Regions from separate parts of the Homo sapiens genome. Here all the other regions are linked to region 3. The links are chromatin contacts, found by Hi-C or POLR2A ChIA-PET in ENCODE. All regions are on one chromosome and are shown on one strand. The core of a region is the stretch at or near the end of the contact, and the rest is flanking DNA. Distances in the headings are between cores, read along the strand shown.

What was found. Hi-C counts contacts between places; a loop is a spot of excess contacts on that map. ChIA-PET counts read pairs that join two places held with the same protein, here RNA polymerase II (POLR2A). Pooled maps may share reads with other maps.
Region 1: a loop to region 3 is called in a map with no recorded cell type, with 3 times the contacts of the local background. The contact joins the enhancer-like site here to the promoter of TBC1D19 in region 3. A Hi-C loop is called at or near these places in 1 of 37 single-sample maps with no recorded cell type and 1 of 50 pooled maps. POLR2A ChIA-PET finds 5 or more read pairs at or near these places in 1 of 52 experiments (GM12878).
Region 2: a map with no recorded cell type shows a loop between it and region 3 (8-fold over the local background). The contact joins the enhancer-like site here to the promoter of TBC1D19 in region 3. A Hi-C loop is called at or near these places in 2 of 37 single-sample maps with no recorded cell type and 11 of 50 pooled maps. POLR2A ChIA-PET finds 5 or more read pairs at or near these places in 9 of 52 experiments (CD4-positive, alpha-beta T cell, CD4-positive, alpha-beta memory T cell, CD8-positive, alpha-beta memory T cell and 5 more).

Annotation. Positions count from the first base shown.
Region 1 is chr4:26,287,290-26,291,432 of GRCh38, forward strand. LOC105374542 (a long non-coding RNA gene) reads right to left here. Exons shown (of 2, transcript XR_925508.3): 2 at 864-1,160. It also overlaps a transcript of RBPJ not described here. Among named protein-coding and RNA genes, the nearest start is that of RBPJ, 32 kb to the right of the region's middle. RefSeq lists an enhancer at 1,356-1,405 and a silencer at 1,576-1,625. Within about 2 kb of position 1,487, at least 8 of the 41 ENCODE cell types and tissues checked have a DNase peak (open chromatin) inside an H3K27ac peak, as active enhancers do; they include GM12878, where a contact is called at or near this core.
Region 2 is chr4:26,884,786-26,888,729 of GRCh38, forward strand. All of the region lies in intron 1 of STIM2 (stromal interaction molecule 2), which reads left to right. Among named protein-coding and RNA genes, the nearest start is that of STIM2, 26 kb to the left of the region's middle. Within about 2 kb of position 1,251, at least 9 of the 41 ENCODE cell types and tissues checked have a DNase peak (open chromatin) inside an H3K27ac peak, as active enhancers do; they include CD4-positive, alpha-beta T cell, where a contact is called at or near this core.
Region 3 is chr4:26,582,065-26,585,883 of GRCh38, forward strand. It overlaps TBC1D19 (TBC1 domain family member 19), which reads left to right and starts at 2,020. Exons shown (of 21, transcript NM_018317.4): 1 at 2,020-2,228. The coding sequence starts at 2,130. RefSeq lists an enhancer at 2,248-2,337.

The DNA.
Region 1 (4,143 bases), core at 237-2,736, 300 kb before region 3:
AGCACTTTAAGAGGCCAAGGTAAGAGAATCACTTGAAGCCAGGAGTTTGAGACCAGCCTGGGCAGCATAGCGAGACCCCATCTCTAGCAAAAAAAGTAAAAAATATAATAACAATTAGCCAGACATGGTGGCATGCTCCTGTAGTCCCAGTTACTCAGAAGGCTCGAGTGGGAAGATCGCTTGAGTCAGGGAGATGGAGGCTACAGTAAGTTGTAATCATGCTGCTGCAGTCCAGCTTGGCTGACAAAGTGAGACCTTGCCTCGGAAAGGAAAGGAAAGGAAAGGAAAGGACAGGAGAGGAGAGGGGAGGGGAGGGGAGGGGAGGGGAGGGGAGGGGAGGGGAGGGGAGGAGCAGAGAAGAGAAGAAAAGAGAAGAAAAGAAAAGAAAGGAAAGGAAGGAAAGGAGGGAAGAAAAGAAAGAGAAAGAAAGAAGAAAACGAGAAAGGGAGGGAGGAAGGCAGGAAGGCAGGACAGAAGAACGCAGGCAGGCAGGCAAGATGGAAGGAAGGAAGGGAGGGAGGGAGGGAAAGAGAAAGAAGGAGAAAGAAGAACTCCAATAGAAGAAGACCAGGGAAGGGTCTAGGCCTAATTTTGTCATTTATTTAAATGTCTTTGAGCATCTCATTGAACTCTCTCTGCTTCTCTGCATTTGCATCTGCAAAATGAGGAAACTGCACATGACTCTGAGGTGATTTCCCACTCAATGATCCTAAGATATTTGAGTACTTGAATATCCTTCAATGATAACATCTGGGAAGAGTATAAAGTCTGATATTAGTCCTCAGTAGTGCTCTCCAAAAGGATGGGTAGATAACTACAGACATTTTTAATTACATATCACTGAGTAACAAATTACCTCCAAATTTAGGAGCTTAAGGCAAGAATAAACATTTATTCTCTCACAGAGTTTCTCAGGGTCAGGAATCCAGGAGTGGCTTAGCTGGGAGGTTCTAGCTTGGGATCTATAAAGGGATTGTAGTCAAGAAGTTGGCTGGACATACAGTCTTCTGAAAATTTGACTAAGGCTGAAGAATCTGTTTCCAAGGTGGCGCTCTCATGGCCGATGGCAGAGTCTTCAGTTGCTTATCACAGGGACTTCCTTGCAGAGCTGTTTGAGTGCCCCTCTGGCATGGCAGTTGGCTTCTTCTGCAATGAGTGATCTAAGAGCAAGAGCAAGGAGGAAGCCACAATGCATGTAATGACTTATTCTCACGGGTTGCACATTGTCACTGCTGCCACATTGAATTCGCTAAAACTCAGTTACTGACTACAGACCACACCCTAGGAGAGAAGAATTAGGCTCCACTTCTTGAAAGGAGTATCAAAGAACTTGCAAATTTATTTGTGAGTTTATTTTAAAAGCCCTCACAAACACGTATTCTTTAAACTAGAGTGGCTCAGCCCTGCAAGACAGGGAAGTTATAACAACCAACATTTCTAGAGTGACTCACTGTTTAGAAAGTATTTCCCCATGTTTTCTCATTGGGTTGTCACAACCCCCCAGTGGAACAACAGCATTAATATCCCCACTTAAAAATGAGGAAATGGAAGCGAGGTCACTTTTGTACAGTTATTTAACAAGTAAGTTGTATAGCTGGGGATTAAGCCCAGCACAAAGCATAAGGCCTTTTCACCATCCTTCAAATGAGAAACTTGGCATGAAGGCCTTTGCACAGAAAAGTTTCATTAGGAAGATTGACTATTCCTTACTTCCTACCAATTGTTTTTACCTATTTTATTAAATTTTTTTATGTTTAACTTACATACTTCCAAAATTACTTGAAGCAGTTTACAAATAAAATGTTTAAGAAAGAAAGAGGAGTAGGGCTGGGCCTGGTGGCTCATGCCTGTAATCCCAGCACTTTGGGAGGCCGAGGTGGACAGATCACTAGAGGTCAGGAGTTCAAGACCAGCCTGGCCAACATAGTGAAACCCCATCTCTACTAAAAATACAAAAATTAGCTGGGCACAGTGGCAGGTGCCTGTGATCCCAGCTACTTGGGAGGCTGAGGTGGGAGAACCACTTGAACCTGAGAGTGGTATGCAGGTCAAACCACTGCACTCCAGCCTCAGCGACAGAGTGAGACTTGGTCTCAAAAAAAAAAAAAAAAAAAAAAAGAAAAAGAAAAAGGAGTAAATAATTCTAGGCACCAGAAATGATCATATTACAACACTTGGCAATAAATTTGGTTCAGATCTTTCTGGCAGCAGAGGTGAAAAGAGAAGCGTGATAGGCTGCAGAGATTTCACTTTCTGACAAGAGTGAGCATGCATGCTATCATTGCCTGAAGCTAAATTCAAGAAGGACTTTATCACGTGGAGTTGTGTAGAGTTAATACCGCTTAACATTGTGGTCAGTATCTTCAATCACACGCTTGCAAAAGATGTACTCATATTAACCCTGAATGTAAACAGAGGACACACCTCACCTGTAAGTTGGTTAATATATTTGAGGAAGAAGCTGAGGAAAGGTGGCCCAGGTACCTTTCTCTCTAATGTCTTTACCAAATTAAGGCATAGAACTTGGAGAATATACAGGAATTGAAGGTTGATCTGTCTGGTGGACTGTCTCTCAAGTATCAGAGTTGTGAGAGTGCTTGAATGACCTGCTAAATCTTGTTAATTTGTCTTGGCATCTTGTAACAGGTACCTACCTGTAATATAAATATTCTATATTGTCAATTAATTAAGGACTTTGCTAAAAGAGAGCAAGGAATGCCAATATAAAGTTAAAGAAAAATATAAAATAAATAAGTTAGGCTGGGCATGGTGACTCATGTCTGAAATCCCAGGACTTTGGGAGGACATGGTGGGAGGGTTGCTTGAGGCCAGGAGTTCGAAACCAGCCTAGGCAAAACAGCGAGACCCCACCTCCCATCTCTACATGTGACTTAAAAAACTTAGCTGGGCATGGTGGTACATGCCTGTAGTCCTAGCTACTTGGAAGACTGTGACAGGAGGTTCACTTGAGCTCAGGAGTTTGAGGCTGCAGTGAGCTATGATTGCACCACAGAACGAGACCCTGTCTAAAAAAAAAAAAAAAAAAAAGTAAAAAAAGTTAGACCGCATGAGCTGTAATAACCCTTTTTGGACCAATATGCTGTGACTCTGTGGCTTTAAGGATGAGATGCCAATATGCATTCTTGTCCCAGTAGAGAGCCAGCCCAGTTTGGCCTGGGTGTGAGAAGCAAAGCTATCAAAAGCTTTGGCCAATTTTTTCCCCCAAAAGGAATTCCAAATATATCCAAGCTTCTATGTTAGTGACTGATTGAAACCAAAGCTTTATACCATATGACATAGAATCCTGGAATAGATAACTTTAGGCTGAAGAAAAAAGAAAAGTTAAGGCAGGTGTGAGCAGCTGTCCAGTTCTGCCATAAAAGAAATCAAGTTTAACTTCAGCGATAACATGCCTTCTTTTAAGCACTCGAGTTTTGTTAGGTTCTCTCCAGTTGGCTGAAAATTACACCCTAAATATTCCTCTAAAAGTAGATAACTTAGTGCACTTTTATTTAATATTACAGTACTTATAAAGGTTTCTATTAATGGGTCTCCTCCTTCGAGAAGAGAATCGTAAATGAAATACATAAAGATTAATAGCCTTTATTTATTTCTTAAACCAGCTGGTCTTCCTCTAAGAAAGCAGATATGCTAAAGTAAATAATCCTTCATTTTAAAAAATAGAAAGCATTCCCCTTGAATGCTGTTTACTGGCTGTGAGCAAATAGGTATTCACTTAGAAGGCTTTGCTCTCTGTTTATTACCCATATTTCTATAATACCTGCTTCAGAAGTGTTGCAGAAAGACAAAATTAATGTGCATGGAAAAAAAGCAGAGAAAATGAGTGTTAATCTTTGTGGAACAATCCAGAGTCCAGAGAAAGAGGCGAGTAGGGGGAGAAGCCACTTGTTGGAATGACTAGTATATTAAGATTCTCTTCTGGGTTATGGGTTAACATCTGCATCATTGAGGTCTATTCACAACAGGATATTGTTCAGTATAACTTTTTGCATCCAACAGAAATACAAATATTAATTTTCATGGCATAGAGAAAACTTCAAAATTTGGGAAAGTACTGAAGGATGTTATCACAAAGTTGTCATTTAGAGTCCAAGAACAGTCTTAACAATTGTACAAGCTTCA
Region 2 (3,944 bases), core at 1-2,500, 300 kb after region 3:
TCATTTAGTCCTCACAAGCTTATGGGGTAGATCCGTATCTTATAGGTAATGTAACGGAGACCCAGAGAGGTTAAACACGAGTTCACAGAACTGGCAAGTGGGTGAGACAGAATTCTCACAACAAGATTCACATCCTTAACCAGTACTCTTGCCTCTTGAGTAATTGAACCTTGACTCCTTTGAATTATAAAACTTGCTTTATTTCAAACATTTTGGAGTCAAATTATTTCTAAAACGTGTGACTTATTTCTCTACTTTCTTAATCAGAATGTATTGGGTACAGTTAATGGGTACAATATTAGGGTTAGTACACATGCAAAAACACAGATACTCTTAAGGATTGTTGATTTGTGTTCCACTGTTCATGTTCAACCTTATTTTTCATGGTTTTGAATTGCTGTAATATCTAGTTTTCCAAAAGCTTTTTACTTAAATACAGTATAACAGTACAGGAAAGGGCTCAAATCATCAGTATACAGCTCATTTCAACCATTTTTAACAAAGTGAATACTCACATGTTATTAGCACCCAGATCGAGAAACATAATGTTGCCTTTACCCAGAAGTCCTTCATGTCCTCTTGAAATCAGTATGTGCCTTTGCCTAAGGTTAACCACTGTCCTTACTTTAATACCATAGATTTGCTTCCCTATTTTTGAATGTGAATAAATGGAGTCATCAGCATATGATTGTATCAGCTTATTTACTGGACAGCTGTCATTTTATTTTTTGGTATCTGCTAAGACTGGAAAATAGGGGTATCAAGGCTTGAATTGTAAATCTTGATGGTATGAAGGATCCTCCTTTAACTAAAGCATGTAGGATTTTAATGTGTGATATTTGTGACATAGTTTTCATTTCTGACTATTTTTTCAGGTTTATGTTTTGCCTGGGTGAATTCAGAATGTAACTTTCAGATATACAAATTGTTTACCTTGGTTACCAGGCTATGTAGTTTATAAGAGCAGTAAAACTGAAAATATAGCATTCAGTGCTAGTTGTATTATGAGAATGAAGCCAAATTTAGCACCTCAGGTTATATATATATATATATATATATATATATATATATATATATATATATATATATGTATATGTCTATTCATGTAAATATGCAGTGTTGATTTATCCTAATTACTGAGACATTCCATTATGGCTTATTGAAAATTACATATAAACCTTATTTTAAATCTGATTTTTAGATACTTGAGTTTTAAGAAGCTGATCACCATGCGCCAGTTCCTCTTATTTGACAAACAAGGAAGTTGTGGCTATGTGAGCTCATAATTTGAGGTTCAGTGGAACAGAGGAGAACTGTGACGGGCAGAACATTTACTTTCATATTCTCTGTAAAACCAAATCAGTGAGAAGGATGCAAGGAGAACTAGGACAGTATATGAACTTTTTCCTTCTTAAAGCTTTTTCTGTGTAGGAGCATATTCATATAACTGAGAAGATTGTTTGAAATTTTAGCTTAAGGCTAATATATTATTTCAATATATACTCATTGAACACTTACAGATATTGTTGTAGGTATTGGAGCAATGAAGAAAACGATGAGCTTAATTTCACTGAGGATAAGACAGTTAACAAGTAGACAAATATTTATCAGGAGATGATAAATGCAATGAAGGAAAATAAAATAGGTGAGAAGGTAGAGAATGTTAGGGAAAGTATATGTGTGTTTGCTGTTATTTAAGGTGGTCAGGGAAATCTTCATAGTTGACATTTGACAAGAGAGAAGGGAGAGACAGAGGGATGAGACCCTTCAGGTGGAGAGAATGGCATGTGCATGGGCCCTGATGGATACCATTGTTGGATTTTTGGAGAAACTTCCAGGAGACCACAGGGCTGGTGTAGAGTAAGCAATGGAGAGAGTAATAGATAGATCAGAGAGGTTGTCTGGGCTAGAATGTACAGTCTTGTAGACATCATCTACAAGATGTGAGGACATTGTCATTGTATGTCATGTACTCTGAGATGGGGAGCTACTGCAGGGTTTTTGAGAAGTGTGACATGATTTGATTTATGTTTGGAAATGATCACTTCAGCTCTTTCACTGAAATGACACTCTAGAAGGTCTAGTCTTAGAGCAGGGAGACCAATTAGTAGGCTTTTGTCCGGGGAGAGAAAGTGCTAGAGCTCCCTTGTTAGCTATGGAGGTGGTAATAGGTGGTATAGGTGGAGCTATATGTGGATGCTAAATACAGTGAAAGCCCTTCTGTTCTGTTGTCCTGAAAATCAAGTTCATTGTTATATGAACTTTATTGTGAAGTAAAGACATAAAAGCTTATGCCTTTATAGGATATAATTTAAAGAGCTAGGAAATTGGAACAACCCGTAGTGTTCAACTGCTGAATGTTACAAGATACAATAAGCACCAAACCAAATAATTAAACTTTTTTTTTTTTTTTTTTTTTTTTGCCTCTTGCCTTGTCCGTGATCCCTTTAAAACTTAGAATTTATTTGAGCTTTTTTTCTTTACTGTTTTGTTTGATGTTGCTTTCATTTTCTACTTGGGTTAAGATGTATCTTGCTAATAATCTAAGATCACACCGTGCTGTTACAGAATTACAGACTTTGATTGAACTCAAGGAAGTGGACAAAGCCTAAAGCTCAAACTGTCTGCTAATTACAGGAACTTCTCCGGTGTATCCCTTATAGACTGTCATTCATTAGCTCCTCAGATACTTTGGGTGGTTGGGAACTTATTGCTCCTGAACAACTTTTCCATTAGTAGGCAGTTCTGGTTTGTGAGAAGTTCTTTGTTGCATTAAACTAAAATCTTTCAGTACTTTCTTTGGGTTCTAGATGTATCCTTTGAAGCAAAGAGTGGCTATTTTTTCTCTTAATGTTTTAAAAGACCCTGTATTAGGGTTCTGTACAGAAATAGAACCAGAAGGAATGAATGTATATGTTCATTATTACAAATTAATAATATAATTTTATATAGTGCATATCTGTAATTATATTACCAATTATTTAGTTGCACTTAAAATACTCAAAGATGTAACTTAAAATAATTAATTGTTTTATACATGTATCTACATATCTACATAGATAGACATAGGTAAAACATAGAGACTTATTTCAAGGAATTGGCTGAGGTAATTGAAAAGATCCAAATCCAAATCCAAAATCCATAGGATAGGCTGGCAGATTGGAAACTCTTGGGCAGGCGATGATGCTGCAGTCGTGGGGCAGAATATTTCTTTCTCAGAAAAGGCTTTCCTGCTGATTGGATCAGGCCCACCCACATTTCCAAGAATAATTTCCTTTGCTTAAAGTCAACTGATTGTAGATGTTAACTGTGTTTACAAAATACCATCACAGTAGCACCCAGGTTAGTGTTTGATTGAATAACTGGATACTATAGTTTAGACAAGTTGATACATAAAACTGTCATAGTCCATCCTTGTCAACTTGGCGCCCATACACATCTTCTTAAATGATACTTAATCTCCAAATGAACGCAATAACAAAGTCATACTTCTGCCTAACATAATATGAATATCCTTCAAACAACTGAAAACATGCCAACCCTTTCCCCAGAAGAGGATGCGGAGTCCCTGGGTAATGTTCATTCTCCCTAATAAGCTATAACTTAAATATCATGATGTAAAGTTAGCTATTATTAATATATCTTATGTCAGATGATAAAGGGATTAAAGAGCAAGAAAACAAAGATATTTGCTAAATATTTGAATACATTCGTTACAAAATAAGACATAACAGTTACAGTTTTCTGTGGCTGGTCACATGGTCGTAGCTGGTTTTTGTTTATGATTACCTTCTTGCACTATCCATTCCATTTTTCCCTTTCCCTTAGCAAGCACCTTAGCTCTTTGTGGTTCTTTGCCTGTTGGGGTGATCCAAAACTTTGTTCCTGAAGGGTCTGGGCATACCCAATTTAAGTAGTCCTTAAATTGGGTTATTGTAGTTTTC
Region 3 (3,819 bases), core at 770-3,269:
AAATTATTTAAGTCTCCATCTGTGCAAGGAATAGTTCTGGGCACTTTCACATATGTTGCTATGTTTATTTAGTTACTTTCCATTCCCTTGTCAATAGTACTGGGCATTATTTTTATTTAATTATCACAGTTTCAATATTTAATTTATTAATATATATTAATAGTCTAATACTTGGTACATTTGTTCCTCATACTGTCTCCTTAGTTGGATATTTTACACTCTTGATACAGAGAAGAAAATGAAACTGATAGGGAAAGAGACTCATGCAATTCCCAGGGTACATACTAGGAAGGAAGCCAGAATGTTTTCTGACTCCAGGCACTATCTATGCCTTTTCTTCTGCTCTACAGCTTCATCCTTCCCTTCAACGCTCTACTAATCTTTTCAGCTGAAGCATCTTTATCTCTTTGGCAGCTAATCACTCCACTTCTTTCAATCTCAAAGGGACTGTTATGGTAGTGCTCTCTCTCCTCTCTCTGCCTCTTCTTTCTCTCTGTTCAAAGTGAGGTTTGTGGTGGGAATTCATGGATGGGTGGACAGTTGAGATGGAAGGACTATAAAGAGTTGACAATATCTACTTATCTGCAGCTTTGAGAAATTCTGAGTTGTGAGAGAATGTTTTGTAGAGAAACTGCACTTTAGAGAGTCTGTCATTAATTGCCTTTAAGTGCTTTGTTTCTTTCCTGGCTGCCTCTTTCTAAACTTGGTTTGATAAACCAACTTTACCAAATTATTTAGAATTTGTACTTATCATCCCAGTATTCTGGATGGTGGTGTTATAAATGTCAGAGTGCTGTGCATAGAGGCCCGGGTCCAGTCCCTTTGAATTCATATTATTTCCTGCTTTAGTCCTTTGCTATTCAGAATGTAGTCTTTGGACCATCGGCATCATAATTTCTTGGACTTGTCAGAAATGCGGTTTACCAGTTCTCACCAGAGTCCTATTGAATTAGAATCTACATTTGATTGAATGAGATCTCTTTGTTTCTAGTTAGTCTAGAGTAGCTTTTGCAGCAATCTTGGTTTGTTTTCTTAAAATCCTACTTCTGCTTTGCTTAAAATATGCATATACACATTTGAACTCAATTTTGATTATTTTTGTGAGGTTATTCTAATGTATTTTTCACTAGGCCTTTTTTGGGGGGGGAAGGGAGGTGCCGTTGGCCTTTGGGGATGTCATTCAATAATTTAAGTCAGTTACTTTTAGTTCTGCTAAAAATCTTTTGTGCATTTCCTTGAAGGCAAGAACCATATTTTATTAAACCTTTGTGCCCACACAGTTCCTTTTATGTAAATGTTCAATAAGTTGAAAGCTGAATGAATTATGAATAAATGCTTGAATGAATGAATATACGGAAGAGGATGAATCTAGACGGTAAATTCCTGGAAGACTTGGACAATGTCTTATTCATCCTTGAATTGCTAATGCTTTGCAGAAAACCTACAAATAATGCCTGTTGGTTAATTTGTAGTTGTTAGATGAGACGAGATTGTCTACTTATTCCTGGTATAAGACTCTAGAGAATAGAAACGAGAGAAAATGAAGTAAAATGGAGTGCTATGGTACAGTGCTAGGCACCTTCACGATTTTTACCTCAGCTAATCATCACAACATCCTGCAAACTGGGTGTTATTTTACAGAGGCGGAAACTGTAACACGTTTACGCAGGTAGTGTCAGAGCCTAACAATTCGTGGTTGTAATTCGCAGTATCATTGCGTGCCACAGTCCTGTTTCTGCAGAAATTGAGAGGTGGAAGAGAATGATCCTTTATATAGTAAAACGCACAATTCTCCGTGTCCCCCTTGTGCATCAGAGGCGCTGTGGCTCTGAAAGAATGAGCTTTCTTGCCTTTCAACCATAGACAAGGCAGGAACAACGGTGTGAAAAGCGTCCTCCCCGCCCCGGTCTTTTTCCGCCGGCGGAACGCAGATGCTGTGGCCTTCAGGCGCTGAGGGGACCAGAGAGGGACGGACACAAGGCTCGGCAGTTGCCTGGTAACGCCCGCTGGAGGAGTCCCAGTGTAATAAGGTCCCGGAGAAGTGTCACTGGCCCTGAGTGGGACCCGGTAGCCCGTTCGCTCCGCGCCGGCGGCCTGTCCCCGCGGCTTGGCGGGCTAGGGCAGGGGAAATGTTGCAGGAGGAGTCGGACCTCTCTCTCATTATTGCCCAGATAGTCCAAAAGCTCAAGGGCTCCAATTTGTACTCTCAGCTGGAACGGCAGGCCTGGGTAAGTGAGGCCGAGTGGGAAGGGATGCAGACGGGCGGGGCCGCGGCGATGTCTCTTCTTCACCCTCCTCACCCAAGCCAGAGCTCGCCTCTGACCTCTCCAGCTCCGCTCTGGTGCTCAAAAAACAAACAGACAAAAACAAAAACAAAAACAAAAACAAAAACAAAACAAAACAAAAAAACCCCACCTCCCTGTCCGGTGCAAGCTGTGCTGCCTCAGCCCCAGGCGTGGTTAATAGATTTTTAAAGAAGGGTGGGGCGCATCACACCTTTTTTTCAGACCAGAGAAACGCTTACTCATTTATCTATTCCTGTAGTCATTTACAGGGTCTAATTTTTTAAGCTGCTGGACTCACTGAAGGTAGCTTGGACCATGCCTTCCCTCACTTTTTCCGTCCTGTGGGTGGACTTGGGCCCCCAAGTACCTTTCTGCTTTCTCGTCAATGTATCACTTTCTTGCAGTTTACCCTCCCTGCAATTATTCCTCGTCTATCCGTCCACCACCTAGCATTTATTGGATATTTTATAACATGCTAGGCACTGAGGATGCACAGATTGATTGAGATCCTTGCCTTTTTGTGACTCATATAAATGAAATCATACAGTTTGTACATTTTGTGCCTGCTTTCTGGCATTAACACAGTGCTTTTGAGATTCATCCATTTTGTTGATATTTCAGTAGTTCTGTTCCTTTTTATTGCTGAGTAATATTTCAGTGTTTGAATGTACAATGGCTTGTTTATTCATCATTGTGTGAAGGGCATTGGGTTGCTTTCTGGTTTTAGAGATTATAAGTAAAGCTGATATATACATTCTAGTATACGATTTTGCTTGGATATTTGTTTCTTTTTTTCTTGGATAAATACCTAGGATTGGAATTGCTGACTTGTATGGTAAGTGTAATGTTTCATTCTATGAGAAACTGTCACACTTTTCCAAAGTGGCTGTATCATTTTCCATTCCCACAAGCAATTCTGAGAGTTCCAATTGTTTTGCGTCCTTGATAGCGCTTGATGCTGCCAGTCTTTTATTTATTTTTATTAATTAATTATACTTCTCTAGTAGAAGTGTAATAGTATCTTATTGTAGCTTTTATTGCATTTCCCTAATGACTAATGATATTAAGCATTTTCTTATGTGCTTATATCTTTTTTGGTGAGGTAGTCTTCAAATCTTCTGCCCATTAAAAAAAAAATAGTGTTGTCTTCTTATTGTTGAGTTGTAAGGATTCTTTCTATATGATGTAAGTCTTTATCAGATGTGCGTCTTGCAAATATTTTCTCCCAGTCTGTGGATTATCTTTTTTTTTTGAGACGGAGTCTTCCTCTGTCACCCTGGCTGGAGTGCAGTGGTGTGATCTCGGCTCACTACAACCTCTGCCTCCCAGGTTCAAGTGATCCTCCCGCCTTCGCCTCCTGAATAGCTGGGATTACAGGCATCCACCACCATGCCCAGCTAATTTTTTATGTTTCCAGTAGAGATGGGGTTTCACCATGTTGGCCAGGCTGGTCTTGAACTCCTGATCTCAAGTGATCTGCCTGCCTCAGGCTCCCAAAGTGCTGGGATTACAGACGTGAGCCACCACACCCTGC